Regions from separate parts of the Homo sapiens genome. Here region 1 is linked to region 2. The links are chromatin loops, found by intact Hi-C in ENCODE. Cell type or tissue: adrenal gland. All regions are shown on one strand. Links, peaks and the distances in the headings refer to the core of each region. The heading gives the core; the rest is flanking DNA.

What was found. A loop is a pair of places that touch in the nucleus more often than their neighbours do. Peaks named below come from ENCODE experiments on the same cell type or tissue, not always from the same donor. Only the 100,000 strongest peaks of a DNase experiment are listed, where the experiment ranks them.
Region 1: a loop joins it to region 2, with 2.4 times the contacts of the local background. A loop is called at or near these places in 9 of 110 quality-filtered maps.

What each region holds. Positions count from the first base shown.
Region 1 is chr20:50,347,186-50,363,790 of GRCh38, forward strand. It overlaps LOC105372657 (a long non-coding RNA gene), which reads left to right and starts at 3,513. Exons shown (of 3, transcript XR_936837.3): 1 at 3,513-3,825. RefSeq lists an enhancer at 3,270-3,319 and a silencer at 8,140-8,352. In adrenal gland, for the core only: no CTCF peak of the experiment used is centred there; no DNase peak of the experiment used is centred there; H3K27ac peaks cover 1,357 bases.
Region 2 is chr20:50,196,650-50,213,254 of GRCh38, forward strand. No RefSeq gene overlaps it. Among named protein-coding and RNA genes, the nearest start is that of CEBPB-AS1, 13 kb to the left of the region's middle. RefSeq lists enhancers at 1,289-1,806, 1,807-2,322. In adrenal gland, for the core only: no CTCF peak of the experiment used is centred there; no DNase peak of the experiment used is centred there.

The DNA.
Region 1 (16,605 bases), core at 3,540-11,539, 150 kb after region 2:
AAAATCGTCAGCGGTGCTCCTGGATCCAGCTGTATCTGAAGCAGACATGGCTCTCTCATTCTCCCTTTTTAAAACCCACCTTGGGTTGGGTTTCCATTGCCTGCAGCTACAAGAAATCCTGACAAATAGCTGAGCCTTCTGAATATACATCTCATCACCTTACTGTCCGCACTGCCATGACCCCATGCGAAATTCTCTCATGAGGAACCCCTTTGAATATCCAAAGCTGGGGGAGGCGTCTCTTCCTCCACAGAGCTAGTTTCTTTTCTCACTCATGGGCAATATGAGCAATGATCGCTGGTTCTGGTTGCCTCAAGCTCCTTTTGGAATAAGGAAAAGAGCAAGTGGAATAACCTAAAGGACTAAAATGGGCTCGAGTTCCCAGGGGCTAAGGCTGGGCCCTCAGCCCCACTACTGTTCAGCATGGACAGGCACACAGCAGATGCTTCTCGGCCATTCACTGCTTGACAGTGCAAGGCAAGCTTTCTCAACCTGGGCCCTCGGGCATTCTGGACTGGCTGCTTCTCTGTGAAATACGCCAGGTTTGGTTAGGAGCGAGTTGCCCAGTCTGTGTTCTACTGACATTTAGTGCCAAATAACTCCTGGTTGGGGGCTGTCCCATGCATTGCAGGACTTGTTTAGCAGTGTCCCTGGCCTCACTACCCGCTAGATGCCAGTAGCACCTCCTTCCCTGAGTTGTGACAGCCACACATATCTCCAGACGTTGCCAAACATTCCTTGCAGGGCAAAATCACCCCCTGGTTGAGAATATCTGCTGTAAGCAAAGTGTGTCTCACAGGACCTGGCACATAGCAAGTGCTCAATAAATATCAGCAAAGATGGTTCGGTGACGATGATGCTAAAGATGATCACTGAGGAAATTTGGGGCCTCAGTGAGATCCAGATTTGGCTGACTTAAGTGGGAAGGAAATTTATTAGAGGAACATGAGTGAGCTTACAGAATTTATGAGAAAGCGGAAGAGTCAGTTCAAAACAACCCAGAAACGGAGGCAGTTCAGTAGGTCCCGACAGCAAGAAGCAGATATGCTGATAGCGGCAATGAGCTATTCCCGTTTCAGCCATCCCCCCACTTCCTCCTTCCTAACAGAACCTATTTTGCTCATTTTGCACAAGAAATCCCTGCCCCCACCCCTCCCATGGGCTCCAGGAAGATGGGCCTCAGCCAAGCCTCAGGGGACTGATTCCCGTTGCTCTAAGTCAGCCACAGTGTCCCCCACCCCAACAAGGCCAGTGATTGATTTAGGCTGGACATGGAATGTGATTTTAGCCAATGAGATGTGTTGAGAAATTTGTTAGAGGCTTCTGGGAAAGGTTTCCTTGCTCTTCGAGATAGAGGTTTATTTCACTTTGTATAATCCAGGTTTTCTTCTTTTTGAAGGCTGAATAATGTTCTGTGGTTTTTTTTTTTTTTTTTTTTTTTTTTTTTTTGAGACAGTTTCGCTCTTGTTGCCCAGGCTGGAGTGCAATGGCGCGATCTTGGCTCACTGCAACCTCTACCTCCCGGGTTCAAGCAGGCCCCATATGTGTGGCCTGTGCAGAAAGAGACTGGCAGCCTGGAGGGGTGAGACCTGGGTGGAAATGAAGAATTCAACCAAAGCAAGTAAAGAAACTGCCAGAAGCTTGAGCCCCCGAGAAGCTCCCGATGTCTGGGGGTAATCCCAGGATCTCCATCTTTTTTTTTTTTTGAGACGGAGTTTCGCTCTTGTTGCCCAGGCTAGAGTGCAATGGCACGATCTCGGCTCACTGCAACCTCTGCCTCCCGGGTTCAAGCAATTCTCATGTCTCAGCCTCCTGAGTAGCTGGGACTACAGGCGTCTGCCACCACACCCAGCTAATTTTTGTATTTTTAGTGGAGACGAGGTTTCACCGTGTTGGACAGGCTGGTCTCAAACTCCTGACCTCAAATGATCCACCGGCCTCAGCCTCCCAAAGTGCTGGGATTACAGGCGTGAGCCACCACACCCGGCCGGATCTCCATCTTTTAAAAAACATGACTTTCTTCTCTGGGCAGGTGGGAGGCTGAGGGACACCTCAGCGTTAAGCCAAAAACAGCCGAGGCAGCATTCATGCCTCCTCCTTCCAAAGGCCCCCATGTCTCCAGGGGTTGGGAGCCTCCAGCTCTAGGCTGCGGGGATCCCCTCTGCCATTCAGGCCCAGCCCCTCTACACTGGGCCCTGAGCATGTACCTGGCTCCCCCAGTGTACCCGAGGGCCTTGCTGTCACCGGATGGATTGAGCAACTCAACCGAGTGTGCATTTTCCAGCTCAGGCTAACCACCATTCAGTCACTTCCCCTCACGTTCATAGACCAGTTGGTTCCTTGTCATTTCTCAGGGGACACCATGACCCTTCTTGTGAACTCTCCATGATGCAGGCGAGAATCTGAGTCACCCAGAGCTAGCAACCTGATTCACCTTTGTCCCCCAAACCCCTGGCCTGGCTCTCAGATGAAAACAAATAATAATAATAATAATGAATATAGCCACTAATTCCTACAGTGTCCTGAGAGCTTTACAGGTACCTGCACTGACTTTCAGGTAGGTACATGCTTGTCCCCATTTCCTAGATGAGGAGACTGAGTCCCAGAGAAGGTGAGTAACTTGCTTATAAGGGAAGAAGGAGTCGTGATCTGAAGCTAAGCAATAGGGTGGATACATTCAAGCATGTTTGGTTAGACATTTAGCAAAACACCTTTGCTGAAAAAAAAGTTTTGAAAAAAAGTTATGAAAAAAAAAGATTGGAAACTCTATTTTTAAATGTATCACCAGCTTGGGAGGCCAAGGTGGGCGGATCACCTGAGGTCAGGAATTCGAGACCAGCCTGGCCAACATGGTGAAACCCCGTCTCTACTAAAAATACAAAAAAAAAAAAAAAAAATTAGCCAGGCGTGGTGGCAGACACCTGTAATCCCAGTTACTCCAGAGGCTGAAGCAGGAGAATCACTTGTACCCAGGAGATGGAGGTTGCGGTGAGCTGAGATCACACCATTGCACTCCAGCCTGGGCAAGAAGAGTGAAACTCCGTCTCAAAAAAATAAAAATAAAAATAAATAAATGTATCACCAGCTCCATCCATTCATCAGACACATGTTTCCATAGTAGATACCTTGTGCCTGGAAGGTTCTTCTTACGAGGGACATGGGAGTGAACAAACAGGTAAGGTCCCCTCCCCCCTGGAACTTGTAGTCCAGTGAACACAATCAATCCATTTAGGACTTGAACATTTGAAATTGAGACTTCCCTGTACCTATAATTATCAGAACTGTATGAGATCCTGAGGTGGAAAGATGGTGACTTCTGTGGGCTTTTTTGCTCAAACACAATTCTTTAAGAAAGAGACCTGCATCTCGGGCTGCCCACCGCAGTGTGAGGATGTGAGAAAGACCCAGGGACCTCACAGACCATGTGATGTCACAGAAGGCACAGGACTGCCAGGTGCAGTGGGTCACACTGTAATCCCAGCACTTTGGGAGGCAAACATGGGGGTGTCGCTTGAGGTCAGGAGTTCAAGACCAGCCTGAGCAACACAGCAAGACTCTGTCTCTGCAAAAAACCAAAAACCAAAACCACAGGGCGGGGAGGTCAGACCAGCTGCCTGGAATCCCAGCCCAGACCCTCACCAGCATGTGACCCAGGACGGGCCACGTGCTGTCTCCTCAGGAAGCCTCAATTTTCTCATCTGGAGACAGGGACAATGAATCCCTTCCAGGATCACTGTGAAAAGACAGGTTGAGCATCTCTAATTCGCAAATCTGAAATCCGAAATGCTCCCAAATCTGAAACTTTCTGAGTGCGGACCTGATGCCGTAAGTGAAAGCCCGCGGTTTTCTGTTGTCGCTGTTGTTTCACGGCTGAGCCCCCTATCTGCTGATATCGCTGTTCTGCTTGGTCGCCCTGAACTCCTTATTTTCCCACTGTATTAATGCTATGTCATACTTTTTACCATGGAGTACTTATGTGTGAGTAAGTGTGAGACAATGATTGCTTATTGATAGCATATAAATTCAGAGTCAGGAATAAGGGTGATGCCAAACAACCACAGATTGTCCACGTGGGTAACTGAGATAGGTGTGGGACGCCTTTCTTTCTGTTGGTGCGATGCACACAAAATTTGTTTCATGCACAAAATTATTAAAAATTATGTACAATTGCATTCAGGCTGTGTGTATAAGGTTTGTATGAAACATAAGTAAAGGTCATGTTCAGATTTGGGTCCCATCCCTAAGATATCTCATTGTGTATATGCAAATATTCCAAAATTTGGAAAATATAAAAATCCAAAAGACTTCTGGTCCTAAGCATTTTGGATAAGGGATCCCTTAGACGGTACCCTGTGTCAATGTGGGATATACTATGTAGGAAAATGTATTCGTGGTTCAACCCCCAGTCGGCCTGAGGGAAAGTCGATTCCAGAAAGGCCAAGTGATGAAAGTTCTTCATCTTTGTGGACCTCATCTGGGCTCAAACACATATTACAGACCTCAGTGTCAAAGGAGCCCTGAAGTCCCTTCAACAAGGGTTGGCTGGGTGAGGACTGTGGCGGCCTGGAGGGTAGCTGCGACTCAGCCTCCACGGGGAACGCATCCCAGTCATGCCAAAAAGCCATCTTCCTCAAGAGAAGCCAGAGATCCAGATTTTGATAGAAACTCTCCCAATTTTTAGGCCAGGCGCAGTGGCTCACACCTGCCAGCACTTTCGGAGGCTAAGGCGGGCAGATCACCTGCGGTCAGGAGTTCAAGACCAGCCTAGCCAACACGGTGAAACCCTGTCTCTACTAAAAATACAAAAAAAAAAAAAAAAATTAGCCAGGTGTGGTGGCCTGTGATCCCAGCTATTCGGGAGGCTGAGGCAGGGGAATCCCTTGAATCCAGGAGGCAGAGGTTGCAGTGAGCTGAGATCATGCCACTGCACTCCTGCCTGGACAACAGAGAGAGACTGAGTCTCAAAAAAATAAAAATAAAAAAATAAGAAACTGTCCCAGTTTTTAAACGTTTGCCACTAATGACGGCAAAGCATTGGCCTGCCACCTTGCACCTTCTGGGATGGCAAATGATCAAAAACACAGACACTAGCAAATGTTGGTGGGGGTGTGAGCAGCTAGAACTCTCATATCTTGCTGGCGGGATTGTAAAGAGGTACAGCCGATTTGGAAAACAGTCCAGCAGTTCCCCAAAAGTGTAGATTGAGTTACCACATGACCCAGACATTCCACTTCTAGGTATATACCCAAGAGATACAGAAGTATATGTCTGCGCAAAAACTTACACACAAATGTTCACAGCAGCACAATTCATTACAGCTGCACAGTGAAAACAGCTCCAATGGCCATCACTGGATGAATGGGTGAACCCCATGTGGTGGGTCCATACAATGGGATATTAGTTGGCAATAAAAATAATGAACGACAAACTCATGCTACAGTGTGAATGAACCTCGAAAACGTGGTGCTGAGTGAAAGAAGCCAGACACAAAAGGCCACATAGGGCACGATTCCATTCCTAGGAAATGCCCAGAAGTGGCAGATCTGTAGAAACAGCAAGTAGATTGGTGGTTTGGGGAGGCTGGGATGAGGGCATATGGGGAGTAGGCATGGGATACGGGGCGTTTTGGGGAGGTGGTGAAAATGTTCTAAAATTGATTGTGGTGATGGTTGCACAACTCTGTGAATGTACTTAAAACCATTGAATTGTACATTTTTACAGCGCGAATTTTATGGTAGGTGAATTATATTTTGATAGAGCTGTTAAAATACAAAAGTGCTGGCCTAACAGAGCCCCTTGGTGGGTTAGAGTCAACCACTGGCCACGCTTTTTCCATTCCTTGATTCCAGAGGTTATCCTCAGTTATCCGGAAACTTCAGCCACCTGGAACACCGGTTCCTGCGCATGAGGCGGGACTGTCCCAGAAGGCAGAGTTTCCCCATGGGGCCCAGCAGTGACAGAGAAACACCCTGGAATGGGAGGTGAGGGGTGTTGCTGCTGACACTTGCCTTTTTGCTTTTTTGTAAAAATCAGCCATTAAATGTAGGCAGAGAAAGGCTCTGTAGGTAACTTCTAGCCCCAGACAAGAAGGAAGTGGAGTGGGTGAGCTGGTGGGAAAACAGTGGTGGGCAGAGGCCAGGTGAGGCCGTGCAGATCCTGGGTGGCCTGAGAGGAGGTTCAGCAGGACAAGCGCTGACCTGAACGCTGGCTGGTTTTGCCCCTTCGCCCATCAGCCAGTGGCTTAGCAGCTACTGCATGTCAGGCACTGTGCTGGGTGGTGGGAGAATGTCACATGGGAGCGTCTTAGGAACATCCACACAGGGGAAGGAGCTGGAGAGAATCTGGGAAGACCTCTCCGGGGAGGTGACATTTCAGCTGAGACTTGAATGAAGTGACATCCGGGGCAGGGGATCTGCGTGGGGGACAGGAACTGCAAGTGCACAGGCTGTAGCGTGCCTGGCCCCAGAGAAAGAGGCTGCGGAGCTGCAGCCAAGGGGAAGAGGGAGACAGGGTCGGTTAGGAGGTCAGGGAAACCACGAGGGAGGTCCCAGACCAGGCAGGGCCTTGCGGGCTGTTGTGAGGACTTTGACTTTGCTCTAAAAGAGCTGGGAGCCATGCAAAGCTCTGAGCAGAGAGTCCTGACCTGACCTCGGTTCTAATAGTAGCCCTCCAGCCCAAGGGGAGAATGGGTTGGGGTAGGGGCGGAGCAGGGAGGCCAGGTGACTGCGGGAGGCCAGAGGGGAGCAGGGAACAATGGCTGGTCCAGGGTGGTGCAGGATGAGGTGGGAGAAGATAGTCGTTGTTTTCTCTCACTGCACAATGTACCTGCTGTGCAGAGATACAGGGCAGGTGAAACCGGAGATTCCACACATATATTAGACACACACACGCACACACACATACACTCTCATATATGTCCTGTGTAGATATGGATCCTATGCACATATTTCACACACACTCATATATGTCCACATAGATGTAGATTCTATATGTATATTATACACACACATATATATTCTACCTTCATATAGGTTCTACACATATATTACACACATTTATATTTTGCATACATATAGATTTGGCACATATATTAGACACACATTCGATATTCATATAGATTACCTATAGAATACCTACTTATTTGCATTCTATTTGTATGTGTGGATTCGAGACATATTATACACACACATATAGACTGCATACATAGAGATTTGACACATGTACTATACACACACACTCATAGACTCTACATACACATAGATTTGTCACACATATTATAAACCAAGTTGACCCTGAGTTCTGGCAGCCAGGGTCTGTGAACTTGGCTCTTGGAAGGGGCTCAGCTCTGGAGTTAGGGAGTGCAGGATCTGCTGCTTAGAGCTGTGGGATTCAGGCTTTGCTTCTCTGAACCTCATTTTCCTCATCTTTAAAATGGGATGACAATACCTGCCTTGCAGGGTTGTTGGGAAGTCTTGGTGAGATCACCATTTATGCAAAGCAGCTGATCTGCTCGGGAAGACTATTTAATAGCAGTCATCACACTAATAACGAGGTGTGTTTTGGGGCCAAGCAAACCCCACGGAGCACCTTCCTGGAACACAGGTGTGCACCACGCCTACACGCCCTCTCTCCTGCTCAGCCAGAATGGGAAAAGGAGTAGGCCTGGGGCCTCTGTTTGGGAAGGATGGACCAAGAACTCCAATGGAAACCTATGAGTCAGCAACAGGCATAAAACAGTTAATGGGTGCGCCGCTTCAGCTACAGTAATGATGGGGAGATGGAAGCCTAGATAACATCCAGAAGGCAGGTGGATTAGTCAGGGCTGTCTCAGTTGCAAGGAACAAAAATCCAACTAAAACCAGTTTAGGTGAAAGATAATTTATTGGGTCACATAAAAAAATTCCAGGGAGGCTTGCTTCAGGCATAGCTAGATCCAGGTGTTTGAATGATATTGTTTTCCACGTCTCTCTGGAAGACTGAGTTAATCAATATATATGAAGCACCAACTACCACACCTAATGCTCAGTAAATACTAGCTATCATTTTATTACTACAACTGCTGCTGCTACTGCCACTGTGACTACGACTCCCACTGATACTAATATGACCCTATCAGCCCAGCGACCCAGAGGGAAGCTCCAGCACTCTTTCTCAACCATTCCTATCAAAGCCCCCAGACTGGCTCTCATTGGCTGTGACTGGATCATGTGGCCATCTCTCACCCTGCCCCGTGGCCCATGGCCAGGTCCTCAGTCACAACGACATCCTTGAAGCTGGGGGTGGGTCAGCTTTGCTCAAACTCCATGGACTGAGAGTGATAGAGCGAGACTCCTTAATGGAATATCAGAAAGACAGAGAGTGGAGACTGGCCAGGTCCAGCCATCCTTCATGTGGGCCCTGGCGGGGCCATCTCTGCTGCCTGCCTGTCCCCCACATGGAGGTTGGCTGTGCCTGTCCAGTCATCCTCTTACATGCTAGGTAGTCTCCCATCCTTCCCATCACTTGGGAGTCCTGAGGCCTAGAATTTTCCACAATGTTACTTTCATTGCACAAGAGGCCTCTGGAGTTGAACGGACTTAGGTTTGATACTCAGTTTCATTGCTTAGTTAGCTTCACCTCCCTGTGCCTCAGTTTCCCCCATTTGTGAAATGTGGATAATGATTCTCACTTCCTTAATTCAGCAGATATTTTATGGAACACTATTTCTGGTACTTAGTGGCTACCACCTGCTTTAACACTTTCATTTTGACTCGCAACAACCCTGAGAGTTCAATATAACCATCCATTTTTACACATGAGGAAACTGAGGCACAGAGAGGCACAGTCACTTGTCCAAGGTCCCCTACCAAGAAGGAGAGGCAGAGCTGGGATTTGAACCCAGGGGTGATCAAGCTCAATGGCTGTCCATGTCGCCCGTGCTTCACCTGAGGAGGCTGGCGAGGTGTATCCTCTTTCACCTGCCTCAGTTTTCCTCATCTGTGAAACGGCCTCATGGCTTTGGAGCAAACAGAATGACAGATAAAAGGGACAAATGACACAGGGCTCTCCATTTGTTTAACAAGTACTTATTGAGAACCTACTGTGTGCAGGGCACCAAGCCAGGCTGTGGAGAAAACAGAAGCGGGTGACAGGATGGGAGAGGTTCCAGAAGCCGCTAGGAGGAGAAGGCAGTTGAGCTGTGACCTGGGGCAGGTGGATGGGCCTCCCTGGGAAGATCTGGGTGTGGGAAGCGCCTGCCAGGCAGGGGGCACCTCAAGTGCAAAGGCCCTGAGGTGTGGACAGGTGAGAGAAGACCAGGACAAGCCCCGCTGTTGCCGTCGTCTGGAAACCAAGGCACAAAGAGAGGAGGGGACGGAGCCAAGGCCACGCAGCTGGCAGAGGTGGAGCTGGGATGTTAGGGGAGGAACAGAGGTCACGACCTCTGCAAGCTTCATCCCCCACCCCTCACCCCCAGCCAGAATCTTCCAGAGGGGTGGCCTCCCCTTCCTGAGCCACCCCAGCTGTTGCGGAGGCTGCTGCTGTCCTGGTTCCCTTGTTTAATTACAAACAACATTTTTCGCCCTCACTTAATTATGCAACAGACGCCCGTGGATCTGCCACCATCTGGCCCCACTTTCTGGCTTGAGACGACGAGTCGCAGTGACTTCGAGGGCTGAGAGGGGAGCAAGCGGGAGGCACCTCGGCCAGGAGGGCACCGAGCTTGGCATGGCCTCAGCTCTGTGATGTACCTGGCCACATCTCTGAGTCCTCATCTGCAGAATTGGGACAATTGAGGGCTGGCGCAAGGGTCTGTGAGACAAGAGCTGCTTGGCAAAGAGGAGCCCTCAGCCCTAAAGGGGGCCTCGAGGGGCCAGGATGCCATCCCCGGGAGGCAGAGTTAGCCCCTCCTGTGTCTCAAAAGTAGAGTAGAGAGGGTTCAATTCCACCTTCCGGCAAGCTGCGTGGGCAGCAGAGTTCCCATTCCGCAGATGGGAAGAATGAGGCTCCAAGAGGCTCAGGGACTTGCCTGAGGCCCTGGCATCTGAGTGTGGGAGTGGGTTCATGGCTCCAAAGTCCTCCATTTCCACATGAGTGTCTTGCAAACTGCAATTTTTCTTGGGCTGTCAGTTATGAGGGGAACAGCCCTCCCCTGGTTTATCCCCCGGGAGCTTGGTGTGGGGCTCTGTGTGTGGCCCTGCGTCAGCTATGAAGTCCTGGTTGATTTGAAGCCAAAACTGGCCCTTCCAGCTGGGGAGGGGAGCAAGTGTGAATTATTTTCAATGCCCTAATTAATAATAATAGTAATATTCACTGACAATTACTAAATACTGACTATGCACCAGGTACTTTCCATGAATTATCTCATTTTCAAATGATCACCAGCCTTCTGAGGGAGGCGCTGCTGTGCCCACCCCACCGGTGAGGAGCCCAAGGCACTGAACACGGGGTTGCGTAGGTAGGATTCGAACCCAGGCCCTGCAGACAGCAGAGACTGGCGCTGCTGAGAGTCGACTGTGGAACACGGGGCTTTTTCTGGCTCTGTCCTTTTCTGGCCTTTCTTTAAGAGGCAGCACCAGCAGCTGGATTCCACTTTGAGTTGCAGTGTGTCCTGGGGTTGGAACTCTGGGAAAATCCCAACAGCAAGCATCCCGGGCTGCCTCCTGCAGGTGCATGGGTTGAAGACATCTATGCAGAGGCTGGACTTGTCCAGGAAGGGGTGGGAGGCATAGATATCAGGGCCTTCGGCCCCCCAGGAGCCATGAGGTGCAAAGAGATGCCTGCAAGGCCCCTTGCCTAGGCTGCCTCGCCAGCTAGAAGCTTCTGAGCCACTCTCCAGTCCTCTGCTTATCATTCCCATCAAACTCATGAGCTGGGCCTGGCGGACACACCCCCTCAACACCTCACTCCAGCTCCTGGCCTGACCTGGCCCCAGCCTCGCCTCCTCCTCATCTCCCTGCACCGCCCTCACCCCTAGGATCCATTCTCCACACAGGATTAGGGGGAGCCTGCTAGGACCCAAGGCTGACAGTGCCCCTCCCTTGGTGAAACACTTTTGAGGGCTCCCCACTGCTCTTGGACTAACCCCCTAAGTCTTGTTGCAGCCTCCGTGGCCTTGCATGGTGTCTCTCAGTAATCTCTGCACTTGCCGGCCTCCCCTCTGTCTCCAGAACCTACTCAGACAGTTTCCACCTCAGGACCTTTGCATTCTCTGTGCCCTTTGCCTCGACTTCTCTGCCACTGGATCATACAGCCGTATCATCCTAGTCCACACTGTGGCCAGAGCAAGCTTCCTGAACCCTGCATCTCAGCAGGTCCTCTGCTGCCTAAGTCTTCTCTTGGGCTGAACACCCCATCCCCAAATCCAAAGCCCTGGATGGGGCTGAGGCTGCCTGCGCCCCCTCCAGCCTCCTCTCCTGAGCTTCTTTTAGTGCCCCCAAAGGCCTGCCTTTGTGCCAGGGTTTCTCAGCCTCGGGCTGGACCATTCTCCATTGCAGGGCTGTCCTGTGCTCTGAAGGACACTAAGCAGCGTCCAAGGCCTTGGTCCACTGGATGCCAGCAGCACCTTCCCCAGTTGTGAAAACTAACATCTCCAGACCACCAAATGTTCCCGGGGAGAACAAAATCACCGCAGTCGGGACCCCCTGGGCGAGGCTTTTGTCCCTGCTGTGCTCTCTTTTGGGGACACTCCCCACCAGCCCTCTGCACCCACCCTGCTCAGCCCTCTGTGTATTTCACAACCCTTAGATGCCACCTGCGAGGAACCTTCCCAGCCCAGGCAGGTCAGGAGGCTTCTGGGTGCTCCCACAATGCCTTATACTCATCATCGGAGACCTGATGATGCCATCTTGTAATTGTCAGGGGGCATGTTGGCCCACCCCTCACCCCGCCCCTGGGGATGTCAGCTCCACAAGGGCGGGCTCCATGTCTGCTCTGTCCTCCACCGCGTGACACGCACAAGCACCGAGCACAGGGCCTGGCGCGAAGGGGATGCTCAGTTCACATTTCACCATCTCTCCACTTGTCTCTGCCTCTGTCCTCATTCATCACAAACACACCCCAAGTCCACACATGTGTGGGTGCCGCGAGTGCTGACAAGAATCAGACGTGGTTCCTGCCCTCAGCCCACTCACACTAGCGGGCAACACAACACAGTAGGGGAGCCACAGGGGACCTGGCAGCTCCAAAGAGGCATCTGATCCAAACTATGGGGAAGAAGGGAGGGTCAAGATGGGCTTCCTGGGGGAGGTGACGTCTGGATGACTGAAAGGATGAAAAGGAGGATCAGCAAAAATAGTGCCAGGATACGGGGTACCCAACGTAGTGAATGTCCTAAATGCCACTGACTTGTTCACTTTAAAATGTTTAATCGCATGTCACATGAATTTCACCTCAATTATTACAAATAAAAAAATAGTGCAAATAGAGGGACTAGAATGTGTAAATGTCTGGTGGACAGAAACTGAAGGTCATTTCACTGGAGCTGCAGGTCAAAGGAGCAGATATTGGAAGTGGTGATGAGACAGGAGAGCTGGCCAGGGGCCCTGTGGCCACAGAGAGGAGTCTGGGCTTTTTCTTGAGTGAGTGGGAGTCACAGAAGGTCGTAGGCAGAGGAAGGAATGTGGAGAAGAGAGTGGGTGAGGCTGGAAGCAGGAAGAGCAGAGAAGGGGCGATGGCCACAGTCCACGGGTGAGAGGGAGGAGCCTGGCCCAGGGCTTGGCCAGGGAGGTGAGGAGATGTGGTTGGATATAGGAGATATTTAGGGCATAAACCCGACAGTTACGATGGTGTAGATGTGGAAGGTGAGAGGGGAGCATCACGGACAATGTCCGTGTTGCCTCAGTCAGGAACCCATCCAGGACCTGCCCCCATGTCCCCCAAGAGCCTTCTATGCGGGGGCAGGTGCAGGGACCCAGCTCTGTGCTTCCCTCCTCAGGGGCTCTGCCTCCCCCAAGGCTCTGTAAGGGGTGGTCTTGGCACTCCCATGACCTTCTGTGTGACCTCTGGCTAATCTCTTGGCCTCTCTGGGCCTGTTTCTGGGGCATCTTTGTCTACTCTTCCGGGAGGAGTGAGAGGCACTCCGCCCAGGCAGAGGACCTTGAAGAACCTGTCCTGCAGGGTGAGGCCCTCACCCGCCCCTCCTGGGGTACTCAGCAGGTGAGGGGACACCTGGTGCACAGCCTGGGCAAGAGACCCAGCTCCACCACGCCCTGCACGGCTGACTGGCCTCTGCTCACCTGAGGGACGCTGGGGTCCAATCCTCCAATCCCAGGGGCTGTGCCCCCAGGCCCAGCCTGGGATTCTGAGCCTCACACTCTGGCCAGGCCTGGGGGATGAACACCCTCCGTCAGCAGCCTGGGGTCAAGGGCATGAGGGCTGGAGCCAGGGCCTTGGGGCAAATCCCAGCTCTGCCCCTTCCTGCTGAGCTGCCTTACGCAAGTGACTCAACCTCTCTGATGCCCAAAGAAAGAGATCTGTCATGGAGGCTACATCCCACACAAGTGGGGCTTTTCCACACGGGGTGGGTATGAGTCCCGGTTCACACACTGGCACTGTGGAGTTTCTTTGTGTTTTCACAAATGGAACTGATTTTCCATCTTGTGTCGTGGTTATGCCAGGCTGGAGGAGGCTTCATCTGACGGTGATTCCCACCCTCGCCACCACCCCACTCCACTTTTCCTGGGAAGGCTCTGGGTCCCCTGGCCTTTCATGAGGCCAAGGTGTTGGGGATAGGAATGAGGACAGAGGCACTGGTGTTGGGTGTCGTCTTCCCACCAGGCATTGCCTGACACAGGCTGGTCCCCCCCCTGAGGCCCTGCGTGGTTCTGTGCCTGCCCCTTCTCCATTGCCCCTGGTCCTGGGGGTCATTTGGCTGCTTCCTGGCTACTTCAAGGGCTGGTTGGAGGCTGCCTTTCCAGAATCCTGGAAAAGCTGCTTCTACCTGAGGTTCTGGGCCTCACTGGGCTCAGCCCCAGGCTGGGGGCCACCCCTGACACCCCGTCTCTGTACCTATCCTGCGACCCTGGCTCTGATTCTGGGTGGGGGAACCTTGCTCTCTGCAAGACGTGAGTTCTTCCTGCTCTTCTCAACTTTTGAAACTCAAAAGCCAGGAAGCCTCCTGGGATCCCCGTACTTGGTGTCCCCGCCCTTCCCGGAGGCACTGAGTACAGACTTACAGTGGGGAAGGACGGAAGGGAGAAAGGAAGAGAGCAGGGGCCTAGGTGGGTGCAGGGCAGGGAAGAGAGGCCAGTTCTGCAGCCTCCCCAGACAGTGGCCCTCGGGATCCCTTTACATTTTAAAAAACTGCTGAGAACCCCAAGGAGCTCTTCTTGCTTGTGTGGATTCTATCAGTCGATACTCACGTTAGAAATGAAAACTAAGAAATGTATAACATATTTATTTATTCACTCAAATGTAATAATAAATCCATTACATGAACATAACATTTTTTATAATAAATACCTATGCATTTTAAAATGGACAAATTTAATGAGAAAAGTGGCATTTGTTGGATTGTGGATATTTCTGCATCTCTCTGTAACAGCTGGCCTCTGGGGGACAGCGGGTCCTCACACTTGCTTCTGCAGTGGATCTGCTGTGAGACTTTGTTTAGGATGAAGTACCTGAGAAAACCTGGCTTCCAAAGGCACATCGTTGGAAAAAGGGAGGATATTGTCACATTGTGAAATACATGTATATTGAGACGGAGTCTCACTCTGTCGCCCAGGCTGGAGTGCAGTGGCGTAATCTAGGCTCACTGCAGCCTCCGGCTCCTGGGTTCAAGTGATTCTCCTGCCTCAGCCTCCCGAGTAGCTGGGATTACAGACATCTGCTGCCATGCCCGGCTAATTTTGGTATTTTTAGTAGAAATGGAGTTTCACCATGTTGGCCAGGCTGGTCTCTAACTCCCGACCTCAGGTGATTTGCCTGCCTCGGCCTCCCAGAGTGCTGGGATTACACGCATGAGCCACTACACCCAGCCATGAATAGTCTTTAATGCTACACAAAAACTAATCAGTGGTAATGTCTTAAATTCAGATGCAATGTGGAATCTAAACATCTATCAATGAACTTTTCAAACTCTTTACACTCATGTGAGAATGAGAGTAAACAGGGCAAATAATCCTACGAACCCCTTAATGGGTCTTGGGGACCCCTAGGGATCTTCGGACCACACTTTTAGAACTGTTGTGTTCTCTACAATGGACACGAACTCATCATTTTTTATGGCTGCATAGTATTCCATGGTGTATATGTGCCACATTTTCTTAATCCAGTCTATCATTGTTGGACATTTGGGTTGGTTCCAAGTCTTCGCTATTGTGAATAGTGCCGCAATAAACATACGTGTGCATGTGTCTTTATAGCAGCATGATTTATAATCCTTTGGGTATATACCCAGTAATGGGATTGCTGGGTCAAACGGTATTTCTAGGGACATGGATGAAGCTGGAAACCATCATTCTCAGCAAACTATCGCAAGGACAAAAAACCAAACACCGCATGTTCTCACTCATAGGTGGGAATTGAACAGTGAGAACACATGGACACAGGAAGGGGAACATCACACATCAGGCCTGTTGTGAGGTGGGGGGAGTGGGGAGGGATAGCATTTGGAGGTATACCTAATGTTAAATGATGAGTTACTGGGTGCAGCACACCAACATGGCACATGTATACATATGTAACTAACCTGCACGTTGTGCACATGTACCCTAAAACTTAAAGTACAATAATAAAAAAAAAAAAGAACTGTTGTGTTCTCAAAGAGAAGTATCCCAGCAGTCAGAAAGCTGCTGGTTGACCCCCACCAGGGACATACCAGGGTATGATGAAGAATGCAGGTTCAATTCCCATTTCTGCTGCTTCCTGGCTGTGTGTCTCTGGGGAGGTCACTGCTTCTCTAAGTCTCAATGTCTTCATTTCTAAAACGGTGATAAGAAGACCTACCTTACAGGCTTGTGGTCAGGACCCATGAAAAGCAGGATGTGAATGCAAAGCCCTTGCTCATATGTGTTCCTTTCTGCCACAGGGCCTTTGCGCGGGCTGTTCCCTCCATCTGAAACCCCTTCCCTCCCGGTTTTGCCAAGGGAACTCCTTTCCCTTTAGCTCTTGGCTTAAGTGCTTCTTCCTCCAAGAAGCCTTCCCTGACTTCCCTGGAACGTCTGTTAGAAACCCCTAGAGCATGATCAAAGCTTTATATTTTTCAGGGTTATAGGTGATTATCTGTCTCCCACCAATCCCTAAGCCTGGGTTGACTTTTGCCCTCTGCCGTAGGAGCTTGTGTGGAATGAATGCTGTTGAAAGAATATTGGTGATAAAGTGCCATCTTTGCTGATATCTTGGTTTTTCCATCCTTGGAATGAAAAAGCTGGGCTTTGACAAGGGGTCCCTCCCCAACCCCCACCTTCTCTGCCAGCAGCTGGACTGCACCAAGCAGGGGCAGGTGGAGGGGGGCTCATGCTCTGAAGCTGCAGGGGTTCTCTCGGGGGACCCAGCCCTGCCTGAGCCCCCTTTATGTGGGGTACCCCGGAGGCCTCTGGGGTCATGCTCCCCATCTCGCAGCTCTTTCCTTTCTGCACATGGTACCTGCCCTGCCCTAGAGCAATCTCTCAAGCATCCAGGCTG
Region 2 (16,605 bases), core at 3,834-11,833:
TGCTCCACCATGCCCGGCTAATTTTTGTGTTTTTCATAAAGATGGGGTTTCACCATGTTGGCCAGGCTGGTCTCGAACTCCTGACCTCAAGTAATCTGCCCATCTCAGTCTCCCAAAATGCTGGGATTACAGGCCTGAGCCACTGCACCCGGCCATGGGTGCTACTTATTACTCCCCCTCCCCAGATGGGGAAAATGAGGCACAGAAAGGTGAAGTCACCGGTCCAAGAGCTGGTGAGTGGCTGATGTGAGGTTTGAATTCTCACCTTGCATTTGAACCTGAGAGGCCTTCTCTGCCTGTTTTCCCCCATGGCCCTGAGCCTCTCCTTTGCTGTTTTCCTGTCCTGCCCTTCCACCCCCTCCTGAGTTCTTTCTCAGCTTGGCCAATCTCCTGCGTGGCCTGTGATGGCGTCCCAGCAGTCCCCGCTCCCTGTGGGATTTTTGATGGTGCATTGGCCGGGGCAGGGTAGTGAGGGAGGCCTGGGCTGGGCAGACCCAGGAGAGGCCAGAGTGGGCTGGGGAAGCCAGGGGCTTTCTGGGCTGGTGGTGTTAGCCCCTCCCAGGTGTCTTCCGAGACAGAAAGGAAAGAGTTCCATTTTACAGAGAGGAGACCCGAGGCTCTGAGAGGGGACAGTTCCTGTCCCAAGAGCAGCAAGGTTGGGATTTGAATCCAGGCCTGCCTGAGCCCCAAGCTCAGCCACTTTTCTGTCTGGTTGACTGCTCTGGGGAAGAGACACGGGAAGAACACAATTAGACACCTCTGAGGGGTAGGATGCTTGAGCAAAAGAGCTCTGGGCCTTGTCCCTTGGTTGCAGAGTGACCTTGGTTGAGGCACTTAGCCTTGCTGAACCTGGGCTTCCTCACCTGTGAGCACGGAGTACAGATATCACCCAGTGTCGAGCAAGCACCCATTGTGAGCCCAAGATGGTCCCTGACCCCCGGAGCTGTCATTGTGGTAGAGGAGACAATGTGTGGCTAGCAGATTGGCAAGCCCATTGCAGATTGTGATAAAGGCCCTGAAGAAAATAAGGTGGGGGAAGTGGAGGAGGGTGATTGGGGGGGAACGCGTAGGGAGCCTTCCAGGCTGGGGGAACAGCACACGCAAGGGCCCCGAGGCAGGGCCCAGCTCCGTGTGAGGAGAAGAGCCTGGAGCCAGCATGGCTGGAGCAGAGGCAGCAAGGGGAGGAGTGGGGAAGAAGAGGACAGGGGTGGGGCAGGGTGGGGGCACAGGGCTCCTCATGCAGGGGTGGAGTAGGGGAGGGGAGGATGGGGGCACAGGGTTCCTCATGCAGGGGTGGAGCGGGGGAGGGGAGGATAGGGGCACAGGGTTCCTCATGCAGGGGTGGAATGGGGGAGGGGAGGATGGGGGCACAGGGTTCCTCATGCATGGGTGGAGTGGGGGAGGGAAGGATGGGGGGGCACAGGGTTCCTCATGCAGGGGTGGAGTGGGGGAGGGAAGAATATGGGGGCACAGGGCTCCGCATGCAGGGGTGGAGTGGGGGAGGGGAGGATGGGGGCACAGGGTTCCTCATGCATGGGTGGAATGGGGGAGGGAAGGATGGGGAGGGCACAGTGTTCCTCATGCAGGGCTGGAGTGGGGGAGGGGAGGATGGAGAAAGCGGGGAGGGGTAGGCCACATCTTTCATGCAGGGTGTTGGAGGCTGGGCGGGCTGTGAGGTGGCTTTGAGGATGAGAGAGTGGGTGTCCCTGCCAGGTGTGGCACCCAGAAAGGCCTTGACAAGCCTGTGGAGGGAATGAAATAGGCTCCTGGGCCTTCGGGATGAGGTAAAGTGCAGTCGGTGAAGGGCACAGGGAGGCCTGCCCGGGCCCAGGAGACCTCGTAGGCGAGGAGCCTGTGACCCAGGGCCTGGAGCCACGGGGAGCAGTTCATCGGGCAGGAATGAGGGGAGGGCTCACCAGGAGGGGCGCTGGAGGAGCCAGGGCCGGGAGCCAAGAGAGGGAGAGTTCTTTGGGTAGCCCTGACTGCAGGGGAGAGGGCACCAACCCTTGTGGGGAGAGAGGCAAGGCTGGAGAGGGAGGGGTCTTCAGGGTGGGATTGGTGAGGGACTGGGGACAGGCAGGAGACAGGACCTCTGCGGGGGTGTTTGCTTTTTATTTGATTTCCCAAGTAATGCATGATTGTGATGGGAGGATCAGAGACTGCAGAGTATAAATAAAAGAAGGAAATAAAGAGCACTACTCAGAAATAAACCCATTAACACTTGCTGTGTGGCCTTGGGCAAGTTACTTCACCTCTCTGTGCCTCCATTTTCTTGTTTATTAAGTGGAATAATTAATAGTACCTGCCTCATAAGGTTGTTGTGAAGCTTAAGTGAGATAACACAACAAATTTAAAGCAGTGCCACACACAGTAGGTATTAGCTGTCATCATTATTCATATCATCATTACCATTTTGGTGGGTTAGGAGCTTAGATGCTAGAATTGGAATGCTGGTGTTCTGAATTCAACATTTTCTTTTTTTTTTTTCCCCCTTGAGACGAAGTCTTGCTCTGTCATCCAGGCTGGAGTGCAGTTGCGTGATCTCAGCTCACCGCAATATCCGCCTCCTGGGTTCAAGCAATTCTCCTGCCTCAACCTCCTAAGTAGCTGGGATTACAGGTGCCCGCCACCACACCCGGCTAATTTTTGTATTTTTGGTAGAGATTGGGTTTCACCATGTTGTCCAGGCTGGTCTCGAACTGACCTCGTGATCTGCCCGCCTCAGCCTCCCAAAGCGCTGGGATTATAGGCGTGAGCCACCGCGCCTGGCCCAAATCCACCATTTTCTAGCTCTGTAGTTTGAGGCAAGTGAATGCATCTTGCTGGACCTCAGTTCCCCCATCTGTAATAAGAAGATCATAAAATTCCTCACAGTGTTTTGCAAAGATTTGACAGGTTAACTCACACAGGGTAAGTTGTTAACTTCCAGAATTTTCATTCCATGTGTATTTTTCCTCATTGTGGCTAAAGTGGCCGATCCAATACTCATTCCTCTCCCTCTTTCTTACCAATGAGATCCTTCTATTTTGGGGGGGCAAGTACCCTACTAAGAGACTACAGTTTCCAGCTTCTCTTGCAGCTAGGGATGACCAGTGAGATTAAATAGAAGCTGTAGGTGGGACTTCTGGGAAAGCTCTTTAAAGGGGGTTGACTCGGCTGTGAGGCACATTCCCTTTTGTGTTCCTTCTCTGCCACCTCCCAGCCCCTGCTTCTTTCTACTTCCTGCCTGGAACTCAGATGTGATGGCCAGAGCTCCAGGGGCCATCCTGAATCATGAGGCAAACTCTGAAGCATGGAAGCCACATGCTGAGGATGGTGAATCCGAAAGACAAAAGGCACTGGGGTTCTTGATGGTGGTAGAACAGCCGCACCAGTCTTTACCTGCTTTGCTCTGGGCTTGTTTACATGAGAGAAAGAAATCTCTGCTTACTGAGGTCTCTGTCGTTTGGGCTTCCTGTTACTGGCAGCTGAGTCTATTTCTAACTGATATATTTGCCAGAACGGAATCAACCTGTGTGAGCTCTTTCACGACCTGCATTTTTTCATCATGCACCAGTGCTTCCTTGTTACGGACACTATTGCACATGAGCACAGAAATGCACGCTTTGCTTAGGAAAAAGAATTTCCATCAGATGTGGTGGAAGGATTTCTTTTTATTCATTTTAATTACAGAAGTAATGCACAAAGACCTCCTGTCATGAAAATATCCTGCCTGTCCTCAAGTGTCTCTCTCTCATGACTCTGAAATTTCAGTGTGCCTCAGCCCAGGCTTGAACCAAGCCCTTGAAATGGACAGAAATTTCTCTGCTGACCTCAGTGAGCTCCGCATTTTGTAGCCCTAGCCTGCATATGTGATCCACTAAGGGACTCCTCCGTTTGGAAACAGAGATGGTCAGGTCCTGCTGCAGCTCACAGAGCCTGTTGGCAGCTGCGCTGGGACCAGATGCCCCATGCCACCCTGAATAACCCTTCTGACCCATGCTGCCCGCCACCACCTGCTCCACTGAGGCCTTGGCCTGCCAGGGCTGGGAGGCACCTTTGCCAGCCTTCCTGGGGCCAGCCCAGCTGAGATCTCTGGGAGGTGAGTCTGGAGGCCAGGGAGCCGGGCCGGGTGAACTTTTATTTTTATAGCTGTCATCAGATCCCTGCCCTAGCCCTGGAGCCCTGGCAGGGACAGGGGTGGCCAAGGAGGAGGAAGACTCCTCAGAGAGGCTGGTGGGTGGGAGTCAGCAGGCTGTGGAGGAGAGAGAACTGGGGTGGGGGTCAGGGCAGCCTGGGGCACCTGACTCCAGCCAGGCCTCAGTCCTCTCATGCCACATGGCACCAGTCATCAAGCTCGCCTGGCTGACCCTCTTGTGGGGTGGTGAGGGACAAAGGGACAACAGGGACCCTTTCCTGCTTTTATTCTTGCAGGTCAGATGCAGAGCTAATTATGCTTTCCAGTTCTTAGGACACGATTGTCATCAGTCCTTGCAAAGCCTGCATTGCGCTTTAGTCTATTTTCCCGTGCATCACATTTTTTTCTCTTTCTTTCTTAGTGAAATATACACACACAGCAATGTGCACATAACACAGATATACAGCTCTGTGAATTTTCCTGGTGTTGACCCACCAGTGTCCAGATCAAGAAGAGATCATTCCAGCACCCCTGAAGCCTTTTGTGTCCCTTCTAGCCACCCCTCTTCCACACCTAAGGGTAATCATTATTCTGATTTCTAACAGCAAACATTAATTTTGCCTGTTTCTATGCTTTTATAGAAATGAAATCACACAATAGATGCTGTTTATGTCTGGCTTCTTTTATTAAGTATTGTAACTAACATTCATTCAAGTTGTTGTGTGTATCAGTATTTATGCCTTTTTATTACTGAGCAAAATGACATTACATGGACACACCACAATGGATTTACCCATTCGATCCCTCATGGACATTCAGGTTGTTACCAGTTTTGAGCTCTTTAGAATTGGGCTGAGATGAATATTTGAGGGATCATGTCTTTTTTTTTTTTTTTTTTTTTTCTTGAGACAGACTTGTGCTGTCTCCCAGGCTGGAGTGCAGTGGTGCAATATTGGCTCACTGCAGCCTCTGTCTCCCAGGTTCAAGTGATTCTCGTGCTCAGCCTCCCGAGTAGCTGGGATTACAGGTGCCCACCACCACACCTGGCTAATTTTTTGTAATTTTAGTAGAGATGGGCTTCCACCATGTTTGCCAGGCTGGTCTCGAACTCCTGACTTCAGGTGATCCACTCGCCTTGGCCTTTCAAACTGCTGGGATTACAGGCGTGAGCCACCGCACCCAGCGAGGGGACATGTCTTTTGATGAACATATTCACATATTTCACTTAGAAGTGGCTTGCTAAGCCATCAGAAATCTAAAAATATATGTTTTAATTCCTGTTAATGGTATTGAAACTTAGCTCTCATTCTGTTTTTTACTTTTTTACTGTGTATTTTTAAAAAACTTTTTAGTTTGAGAAACGTCTCAAATTGGTTCTCTTGAATTATTTGAGAATAAATTGCTGACCTGTTGCCCTATCACCCCTTAATGTTTTGATACATAGTTTCTACAAACCAGGGCATTTTCCTAGATAGCTACAATATAACCATCATAATCAGGAAATTAACAGGATACACCATGACTGTCTACCAAGACCCATTCAGGTTTCACCAGTTGCCCTGATAACATCCAGTAAGGGAATCCAGTTTGGGATCATACTTTGTGTTTATTTTTAATTTTATTTTATTTTGAGACAGGGTCTCACTCTGTCACCCAGGCTGGAGTACAGTGGTGTGATCATAGCTCACTGCAGCCCCAACTACCTGGGCTCAAGCGATCCTCCCACTTCAGCCTCCTGAGTAGCTAGAACTACAGGCATGTGCCACCCTGCCTGGCAAATTTTTGTATTTTTTGTAGACACAGGGTTTCACTATGTTGCCCAGGCTGGTCTGGAACTCCTGGGCTCAAGCAATTCTCCCACCCTGGCCTCCCAGAGTGTTGGGATTACAGGCATGAGCCACCGCGCCCGGCCACATGTTTTGTTTAGTTCCACATCTCTCTAGTTGCCTTGAAGGTAGAACAGTTCCTTAGTCTTTCCTTGACCTTCATGACCTTGACACTTTTGAGGATACAGGGCAGCTGTTGTACAGCATTACAGCATGTCTTTCCCTGTGGGTTTGTCTGATGCTTCATTGTGGTGAGATTCAGGTTCTGCAGCTCTGGCAGAAAAATCAAAGAAGCGATGTTATGTTCTTCTCCTCGTCCCATTGCTGATGGTGCACTCTTTGATGACTTGATTGAGGAGATAGCTGCCAGACTTCGCATCTGTAGGGTTACTTTCCCCGCTCTTTGTAGTTAATCAGCATTTGAGAGGAGGCACGCTGAAACTGTGTGAATTTCTTGAATGTCATCAGACTTTCAATTATTCATTTATTTCTGTCAGTATAGATTCATAGTTTTCTATTTTATTCAGTGGGTTGTGGTATATCATCATCATTGTTAACTTATTTATATGCTTAAATTGTCCCAGATTTGGCTCCTGGGAGCCACTTTTAACTAGCTTCTGTGTCACCATCATTCTTTGAGCATTTTCTTACTTTCTGGCACAGTGAGGTACTATAAGCTCATCTGGTATTTTTTCTGCCCCCAGCTCTGGAATCAGCCACTTCTCCCAGGAGCCCTGGTTCCTTTTAGTAGAGAATGGAATTTAGAAGCCAAAATCTCAGGACAAAGTGCTCATTGCTGTTGGGGTGTCTCCACTGCCTGACTCTCTCAGTGGACAGAGTTAAGGACTGTATATATGTATATATAGAGACACATATTTACAGCTGTGTTATTTCTGTATCTAACTATTATCTGTCTATCATCTATCATCTATTTAGAAAAATGAGTGTACACTGATAACTGCAGTTCCCATTCAGCATCACAGAGTTTATTCTAATTTTCTCTTTCCATATTTGAAACTCTCTTTTCCATCAGTGAGAAAATAGGCTTCCATTATTCTTAATATATTTGTTTATTTGACCCATCCCCTATATGTAACCAGTTTGCTGTCACTGTCCCCCCACCTCTGTTCCATGATTGGTCACCCTCCTTACCCTGTTCAGTCTCTGGCCCCACACTATGCCACCCTTCTTATGGATGGCCTCAGATCAACTTCACCATGGCCTCTATACATTTTTCCTTTCAATTTGAATACATAATATGTGCTCATTGTTCAAAATTCAAAAGGTGTGAATGGATTTGCAATGAAAAGTCTGTCTCCCTCCCACTCCTGCCCCCACATTCCCAGATCCCTCTCCCAGAGGTTACTGAAGTTTCCAGCAGCTTTTTCTTATTTCAAATGGTCTATGTGAGTGCACCCAAACACACACACACACACACACGATATTTATGCACACTGTAGCACATTTTTTACACTGACCTGTGCTTTGCTTTTCTCACTCAACAATGTATCTTGGAGCTTGTTCATATCAGTACTATAGAGCTGCCACATTCCTTTTAATGGTTGTATAATATTCCATTGGATGGATGTACCATAATTATTTAACCAGTCTCTTTCTGATGGACATTTAGATTGTTTCCAGTCTTTTTCTATTTCACACAATGCTGCAACAGACAATTCTATCCAATAGGTCACATTTTACATGAGTGCAGCATATATTCCTGGAAGAATAGGCTTGAGAGATGCCTCCAGGTTGCTCTGTGTCCCTCTGATTCATTACTTTTTATGCTGATGCATAACATTCCTCTGTATGTATCTGCCACATTTTAAGGAACCACTGCCCTTGTGGTGGACAATGATTTTGCCTCTAAGTCCCCACAGCCATAAACACTGTTCTGACAAGCATTGTTGAATGTACCTCTGTCACAGGGCAGGTTGTGTGGATACTGAAATGGAGTTTGGAGTGCAAGATGTTTGTGGGGGTCAACACCTGAGAAATGGAGGGGGTGCAAGAAGGACTGGGCAGATGAAGTCATCCAGCAGCGATGCAGGCCTGCAGAGCCCTGAGCAGTCTTGGGAGCACCGGAGAGGAACTTGCTTGTTGGGTGCCCTGTGTTGGGCAAAATGGCCAGACCTTTACACCCTGCCTTGGTCTGTCTGGCTTTCGGGCTGCCCTGGGAAGGATGGCTGGGGCGAGATGGCTCTCTGCAGCTGGGACAGCTGTTGGTGGCTGGAGTTCATCACCTCATCATACTCCCTGCAGCTGGTTCTCCCCTGAAGGAGACCTAGGTGGTACATCTTTGTGTTTATCAGCCCCCTAATGGTCTTCTCAGAGTGCCTCTGGTGTATTTACCCAGGAGCGGGATTGCAGAGTCTTAATGTCACTAATAGGGCCAGATATCCCTGGTCTCAGCCACCCCACAAGGATCAGAGATCTGCATTTTTGAGGTAGTGAGATTGTGATCATGGAATGAACTGAGGCTGACTCTCTAAGGCCCCCTGCCCTATGCCGGGCCGTTCCTCCTCATCGTCCCTCGTTCCTTCGTGATCTCCCTATAGGGCTCATGAGTTGGATGGATGTGAGTCTAAATCTCAGCTTTGTCACTTAGATGTTTGACCTGGAGTTAGTGACCTCTTCTTCCTGAGCCTCAGTTTCCTCATCTATGCAATAGGTCTTGTCACATCCTTGACTTTTGTGCATTGTGGGTCTTGGTGAAAAGTAAGCCCTCAGTACATGACAGACCATATATCAGGAACACAGCATCACTTCTGCTGTATCCCTGCAAATATATATCAGACACGGAGACCGAATCTAATCACGGGAAACATCCGAGAGATCTGAAGTGAGGAGCACTTTGGGAGGCCAAGGTGGGTGGATCACAAGGATAAGAGATAGAGACCTGGCCAACATGGTGAAACCATCTCTACTAAAAATACAAAAATTAGCCAGGCATGGTGGCCTGCACCTATAGTCCCAGCTACTTGGGAGGCTGAGGCAGGAGAATTGCTTGAACCCGGGAGGCGGAGGTTGCAGTGAGCTGAGCCTAGATTGCACCACAGCACTCCAGCCTGGCAACAGAGCGAGATTCCGTCTCAAAAAAAAAAAAAAAAAAAAAAATAGCTGGCCTGCATCCTCGAACATGTCAAGGTCATGTGGGTCAAGGAGAGACTGAGAAAGGAACTGTTTCAGGCCAAAAGAGCCTATATACAACTAAAGGAAGCTACATGCGTGCGATCTTGGGACATGATAGGGTCCCCATCACATTAGGGCCCCAGGTCTTTGTGTTTCTAAGGCTGGAGCTCGAGCTACCTCAGGCTCAGGATGGGGGACACTTCCCCTTAAGCAATGAGAAGGAGAGAGGCTGACTTGGAGAGAACAGGGAGTCAGGGAGCTTGGGCTGGATTGTTATTCCCCAAGAAGAGTTGCAACTGGACTTTCGCTTCAGTAATGTTTAAAAGAAAAATGCTAATCTAGATAGGGACTGCCATTCATTCATTCATTCATTCATTTATATTCCTCTTAACAACTTGTGACTTTGGGCATGTGGCTTAACTTCTCGGTTCCTCAGTTTCCTGTTTACAAAATAATGATGGTAATAATAGTACCTATCTCACAAGATGTGGAGAGGATTAATGGAGATGATAGGTGCAAAGTGCTTAGAATACTGCCTGGCATATAGTAAATGCTCAATAAATATCAATTATCATCACAAGGAATTTACTCCACAATTCATTTACTGAGAATGTGCAACATGCCAGAGTTAGTTGTCACTCTCCACCTGGAACTAGAACCACGGAAAACCTTAGATCCCATAAAACCAGAGCCTAGCAAAGATGACAGGATCTTAGTGTGTCACTACCCTGCCCATCAGTCTGGCTGCCAATGATGGTTTAAGATCCCACGCCCCCTACAATTTGAGCCCAAGGCCTCCTCCTGACAGCCATGTGAATGCCCCACGCCTCAGTTCCCCAGATGTTGTGACAGCCTCAAACACTCTCCAACGGCACTGATTTGAACCCTTGTAAACGCAGAAAAAAACAAGTCTTAGGCGGCAAAACCCCATTTGTGCAATGTGGACTCCCTTCCTCAAGTCCTGGGTGATGCTGAAGGGTCTGAATCTGCCTTTTCTTTCCCGCCTGTTGGGCCCTGGTAGAAAGTAGCAGCTGGGCCAGGGTTGGTGGCTCACGCCTGTAATCCCAGCACTTTGAGAGGCCAAGGCAGGTGGATCACTGGAGGTCAGGAGTTTGAGACCAGACTGGCCAACATGGCAAAACCCCGTCTCTACTAAAAATACAAAAATTAGCTGGGTGTGGAGGCACGCACCTGTAATCCCAGCTACTTGGGAGGCTGAGGCAGGAGAATGGGTTGAACCCAGGAGGCGGAGGTCGCATGAGCCGAGATCACGCCACTGCACTCCAGCCTGGGTGACAGAGCAAGACTCTGTCCCAAAAAAAGAAAAGAAACTTCAGGATATCCTTCAGCTATATTGTTTATATTTTTCCCCACTTTGTCTTTTCCCCCATTTGTATTTTTTTCTTTTGCCTGAATTATTTGAGAGGCAGCTGTAGACATGACATCACTTTATCCCCAAACCCTCCAGGCATGAGCCACCATGCCCAGCCCATGCACACTATAGATTAATGTTAAAAGCATTATGCTGAGGGAAAGAAGCCAGACACAAAAGACGACTTTCTGTGTGATTCCTCTGATATGAAGTTCAAGAACAGGTAAGATGAATCTAGAAGGCACAAAAGTGGTTCCTTCTGTGGGGTAGAGGAGTCATTGCCTGCAGTGGGACATGAGGAAGACTTCTGGGATCTGCAAAATTCCTATGTTTTACCCCAGGTGGTAGTTCCATGAATTTATCCATATATAAGAATTCAGGCCAGGCATAGTGGCTCACACCTGTAACCCCAGCACTTTGGGAGGCCGAGGTGGGAGGATCACTTGAGCCCAGGAGTTCCAGACCAGCCTGGGCAATGTAGGGAGACACAGTCTCTACAAAAAATAAATAATATTAGCTAGATATGGTGGTATACACCTGTAGTCCCAGTTACTCAGGAGGCTGAGGTGGGAGGATCGCTTGAACCCAGGAAGTCAAGGCTGTAGTGAGCCATGGTTGTGGCACTGCACTCCAGCCTGAGTGACAGAGCAAGACCCTGTCTCAACAACAACAACAACAACAACAACAACAAAGAAGAGTTCATTGAGCTGTCTGTTTATGCGCTTTACTGTACATATGTTAAACGCCAGCATCAAAGTAGAAACCTAAAATCAATGAACTCATGCTGCACATTGAACATAGGAGAGTCAGGTGGGCAGGGAGTAGGGATTGGGGTGAAAGGGAATAAATGAATACAACTAGAGGGCAGCCTGTGTGGGCAATCATGATAACATGTTGCGAATTGAGGCATCAGATAACGTCACCCTGCACACCTGAGGTTCAAAAAGAAAAGCCAAAAAAGACCCAGGAGCTCAGAGGGGGAGTGTACCTTGTCTGAGGTCACACAGCTGGTGGGTGGCAGAGGCAGGATTTGAACCTGGGTCTGAGGAACCCCAGAGTGTGCTCCTTACCCAGTGCTCTGGCCTGGACTCTCCGGGCTGGACAGCTCTGCTGTGCTCCCAGAGGTCCCTAGGGTCTGGCAGGGGATGGCGAAATGACTGCTTGGCAAAGACCATTGCAGCTCAGAGCTCACAGCTCCAAGTCGGGAGGGGAGTCAGTGGAGCAAAGGGTGGCTCCCATCCCTGGAGCCTTCCCTCCCTGGCCTAGGGTGGCTCTGCCACCCTCCGTCCACCTCCCGCCGGCCTTTGCCTTCCTTCCTGGGCCAGCGTGTGGACTCTGGAGCCCTGCAGGGTTGGGTGTGAATCCCAGTTCTTCTTCTTTCTGGCTCTGCAACCTGGGGTGAGTGGCCTACTTTGTACCTCCGTTTCCACTTTCAGAGCCTGCCTATGACAGCATTTACTTAATAGCATTGGTGAGCAGAGTCGAGGAGTCAAAAGTGTGCAGAACTCAACACCATGCCGGCATGTGCTAATTGTCCAATAATGGCAGCTGCTATTGCTGTTGTTGATGTTATTGCTCCTTGGGAGAGGGGAGCCCCTGTTGCTCTAAGGCCTTACAAACACCAACATGTGAAAACAGCTGGCATGGAATGGAAAGTTCTAGAGAAAGGAGCTTTCTGACTGCCTGAAGGTTATCAGAAAACTTTCTATGCTGGTTTTTGTGAAAGCTCTTGGTAAGCTAGGGTAGAACCAGGGTGGCTTCATGGGAGTACCATCTAGGCAATTCCACAGAGCCCCTTGTTTGGAAGGGCCCCCACTTGGTTTACAGGTCTGCTGTTGTCATCTTGAAATTCTCTCTCTCTTCTTTTTTTTAGATAGAGTCTTGCTCTGTTGTCCAGGCTGGAGTGCAGTGGTGTGATCATGACTCACTGCAGCCTCAACCTCCCAAGCTCAAGTGATCCTCCCGCCTCAGCCTCCTGATTATCTGGGATTACATGCACATGCCACCATGCCCGGGTAATTTTTATTTATTTTTATTTTTATTTTTTGAGACAGAGTCTCACTCTGTTGCCCGGGCTGGAGTGCAGTGGCGCCATCTCTGCTCACTGCAACCTCTGCCTCCTGGGCTCAAGCGATTCTCTTGCCTCCTGAATAGCTGGGATTTCAGACACCCATCACCACGCCTGGCTAATTTTATACATATATATATATATATATATATATATATATATATATATATATATATTTTTTTTTTTTTTTTTTTTTTGTTTTTTTTTGAGACAGAGTCTCACTCTGTCACCAGGCTGGAGTGCAGTGGCAAGATCTCGGCTCACTGCAAACTCCACCTCCCAGGTTCTAAGTGATTCTCCTGCCTCAGCCTCCTGAGTAGCTGGGACTACAGGTGAGTGCCACCATGCCCAGCTAATTTTTGTATTTTTAGTAGAGACAGGGTTTCACCGTATTGGCCAGGATGGTCTTGATCTCTTGACCTTATGATCCACCCGCCTTGTCCTCCCAAAGTGCTGGGATTACAGGCGTGAGCCACCATGCCTGGCCAATTTTTATATCTTTAGTATAGATGGGGTTTCACCATGTTGGCCAGGCTGCGTCTTGAACTCCTGACGTCAAATAATCTGCCCACCTCGGCCTCCCAGAGTGTTGGGTTACAGGCATGAGCCACTGTGCGCAGCAATTTTTATTTTTATTTATTTATTTATTTTGAGACGGAGTTTTGTTCTTGCCCAGGCTGGAGTGCAATGGCACGGTCTTGGCTCACTGCAACCTCCGCCTCCTGGGTTCAAGTGATTCTCCTGTCTTAGCCTCCCAAGTAGCTGGGATTACAGGCGCCTGCCACCACGCCTGGCTAATTTTTTATACTTTTAGTAGAGACGGGGTTTCACCATGTTGGCCAGGCTGACCTCGAACTCCTGACCTCAGGCAGTCCGCCCGCCTCAGCTTCCCAAAGCTCAGGGGTTGGAGGCATGAGCCACTGCCCCCAGCCCTGGTAATTTTTAAAATTTTATTTTTTGTAGATATTGGAGTAGGGAGGAGTCTCTCTATGTTGCTCTGGTTGGTCTTAAACTCTTGGGCTCAAACAACCCTCCTGCCTTACTCTCCCACAGTGTTGGTATTACAAGCATGAGCTGCCGCACCTGGCCTTGAAATTCTTAATGATTTGTGAACGAGGGCCCTGCATCTTGATGTGGCCAGTCCTGGCTGTACTGTGGCATCCGGCATGGTCACCTAGTACTTTCACCTGAGTTGTCTCCTGAGTGCTCAGGAACACTCTTTGAGGGCAGTTGTCCTCATCGTTAACCTCACTGACCTCAGTTTCCTTACCTGGGAAACGGGAGGAAGTGCATTGTGCCAGGCCACAGAGAAACAATGGGTGAACCTTGGTCTTCTGGCCCTCAGATTCTATCAGTGGGAAACTTGGGCAAGTAAGGGCTAGGCATGCCTACGTGTGTGCCCCTGGAGCACAGAGGAGGTTCTCAGTAGCTACAACTTGCTCTTTGATTCCCTGGCTGGCCTCTCTTTTTGCCCTAAATTTTTTTTATTAAAAAAATTTTTTAAGACACAAGGAGACAGGGCATTAGAGGAAAGAGCTAATACATCCAACCCAGGTGATGGGTTGATGGGTGCAGCAAACCACCATGGCACATGTTTACCTATGTAACAAACCTGCACATCCTGCTCATGTACCCCGGAACTTAATAAATAAATAAATAAATAAATAAAGAGACTGAGTCTTGCTATGTTGCCCAGGCTGGAGTACAGTGGCACAATCATAGCTCTTTGCAGCCTCAAACCCCTGGGCTCAAGTGATCCTCCTGCTTGATCCCAAAGTGCTGGGATTATAGGCGTGAACCACCGTGGCTGGCTGTCTTTTTGCCTTTTTACTAAGAAATTTTGATTTAAATTGATAATAGTAATACAGGTATCCATTCTCTTAACACATGATAACATTTCCAATCAAGCTGAAGTCAGTTCTGGACCATCTGGCCAGGGCTGGCTCCTTTTCACTCTGTCAGCGTGGTTTTATAATTTTGGGGTTTGAACTTCCAGATCTTTGTGTATGCATTTCTTTCATCTCTGTGTGAATGTGGCTTTTCCTTCCTTCCTTTCTTTCTGTTATATCTTTTAAAATGTGAACTTTTACAGAAGTCTAAGCAGGGTACAGAAGATACATTTTTACCACCTGAACACACCAGTGTGAGCAGCACTTGGATAAAAAAGCAGAACTTTTTTTTTTTTTTTGAGACAGGGTCTCACTCTGTCACTGTAGACTGGAGTGCAGTGGCGAGATCTCGGCTCACCACAACCTCTGTCTCGCAGGCTCAAGCGATTCTCCTGCCTCAGCCCCCTGAGTAGCTGGGATTACAGGTGTGCACCACTACTGCCCGGCTAATTTTTGTATTTTTAGTAGAGACAGGGTTTCACCATGTTGGCCAGGCTGGTCTTGAACTCCTAACTTCAGATGATCCACCTGCCTTGGCCTCCCAAAGTGCTGGTATTACAGGTGTGAACTACCACACCTGGCCTGAAACAGAACAAACATTTTTAATCACTGAAAAATGTTTCTGTCTAGGACAACTGCTCTCCTGACTTCTAACAGATTACATTGTTTTGCCTGTTCTACAACTTCATATCAATGGAATCATTCAGAGTATTTGCTTTTGTGTCTGGCTTCTTTTGCTCAGTTAAACTTTTAAAGTTCCTCTATGCAGTACTGTACAGCTTCATTCTCACTACTGTGTTGTGTTCCACTGTCCACTGTGTGACTATACCATAGTCCAGTCTACTGTTGGTAGACAGTTGGGTTATTTCAAGGTTTTGGTTGTTGTGAATAAAGCTGCCATGGACATTCTTCTTTGTGTCTTTTTTCTTTTTCTTTTTTTTATTTTATTTTACGAGTTGGGATCCTGCTTTGTTGCCAAGGCTGGAGTGCATTGGTGCTATCACAGCTCACTGCAGCCTTGAACTCCTGGGCTCAAGTGATCCTCTCATCTCAGCCTCCCGAGTAGCTGGGATCATGGCTATGAGCCACTGCACCCAGCTCTTGTTTGTGTCATTTGGTGGATGCCAGCTCTTGTTTCTATCAAGTTTATACCCGAGGCATCATCACTGGACACATCATTCACGTGTGTTGAGTTTCTGCATATTTCCAAACAGTTTCCAAAGCATTTCGCTACTGCTGTCCTCCATATTTCTGGCCCATCTCGCTCCTTTTTTTTTTTTTTTTTTTTTTTTCAGATGGAGTCTTACTCTGTTGCTCAGGCTGGAGTGAGGTGGCACCATCTCAGCTCACTGCAACCTCCGCCTCCTGGGTTCAAGCGATTCTCCTGCCTCAGCCTTCTGAGTACCTGGGACTACAGGTGTGTGTCACCACACCCGGCTAATTTTTTTGTTGTTGTATTTTTAGAAGAGATGGGGTTTTGCCAGGTATCCGGGCTGGTCTCGAACTCCTGACTTCAAGTGATCTGCCTGCCTCAGCCTCCCAAAGTGCTGGGATTACAGGCGTAAGCCACCATGCCTGGCCCCATCCCTTGATTCTGAGTACACCTGGAGAGGTCAGTCTTTTTAATATGAGCTATTTGGCCATGTGTGTAGTAATATCTCATTGTGGTTTCATTTGCATTTCCGGATGATCGTTCTTTTTAATGCCTTGGCGACCTCACACCAGCCATCTCAATGGGACTTGTTCCTGTCCTTCCGTGATGTTCTTGAGAGCCGTCCACATGGTGCGTTTGCCAGTTTCCTCCTTTGGAAGGTGGCAAGGTCTTCCCACTTGATAAGGACGTCTCCTGTGACTTTGCCTCTGCCCCATATTTCTAGTCCATCTCTTTCCTTGACTCTGAGACCTTTCTGTAAGCGGGGACTCCATGATGTTCACACACTTGGTGCCCGGTAAATAAACAGCTAGTAAATGGACTGACGGAAGCAAAGGGGAAGAAAAACAAAAAAAACCCTCCTCCCCCAAACCCCAATTTGGTTAATTGAGGGGTTCCACTGGGGTGATTTTTGGTCAATTGGAGTTTGCTTGTGAAACCGGTAAGAGCATGGACAATCAACCATAAGGTAGCAACACGCACTGAGCCCAGCACTTTCCAGAGAATTATCACACTGTGGATGTCACAAGGATGTTGGGAGGGTCTAGCT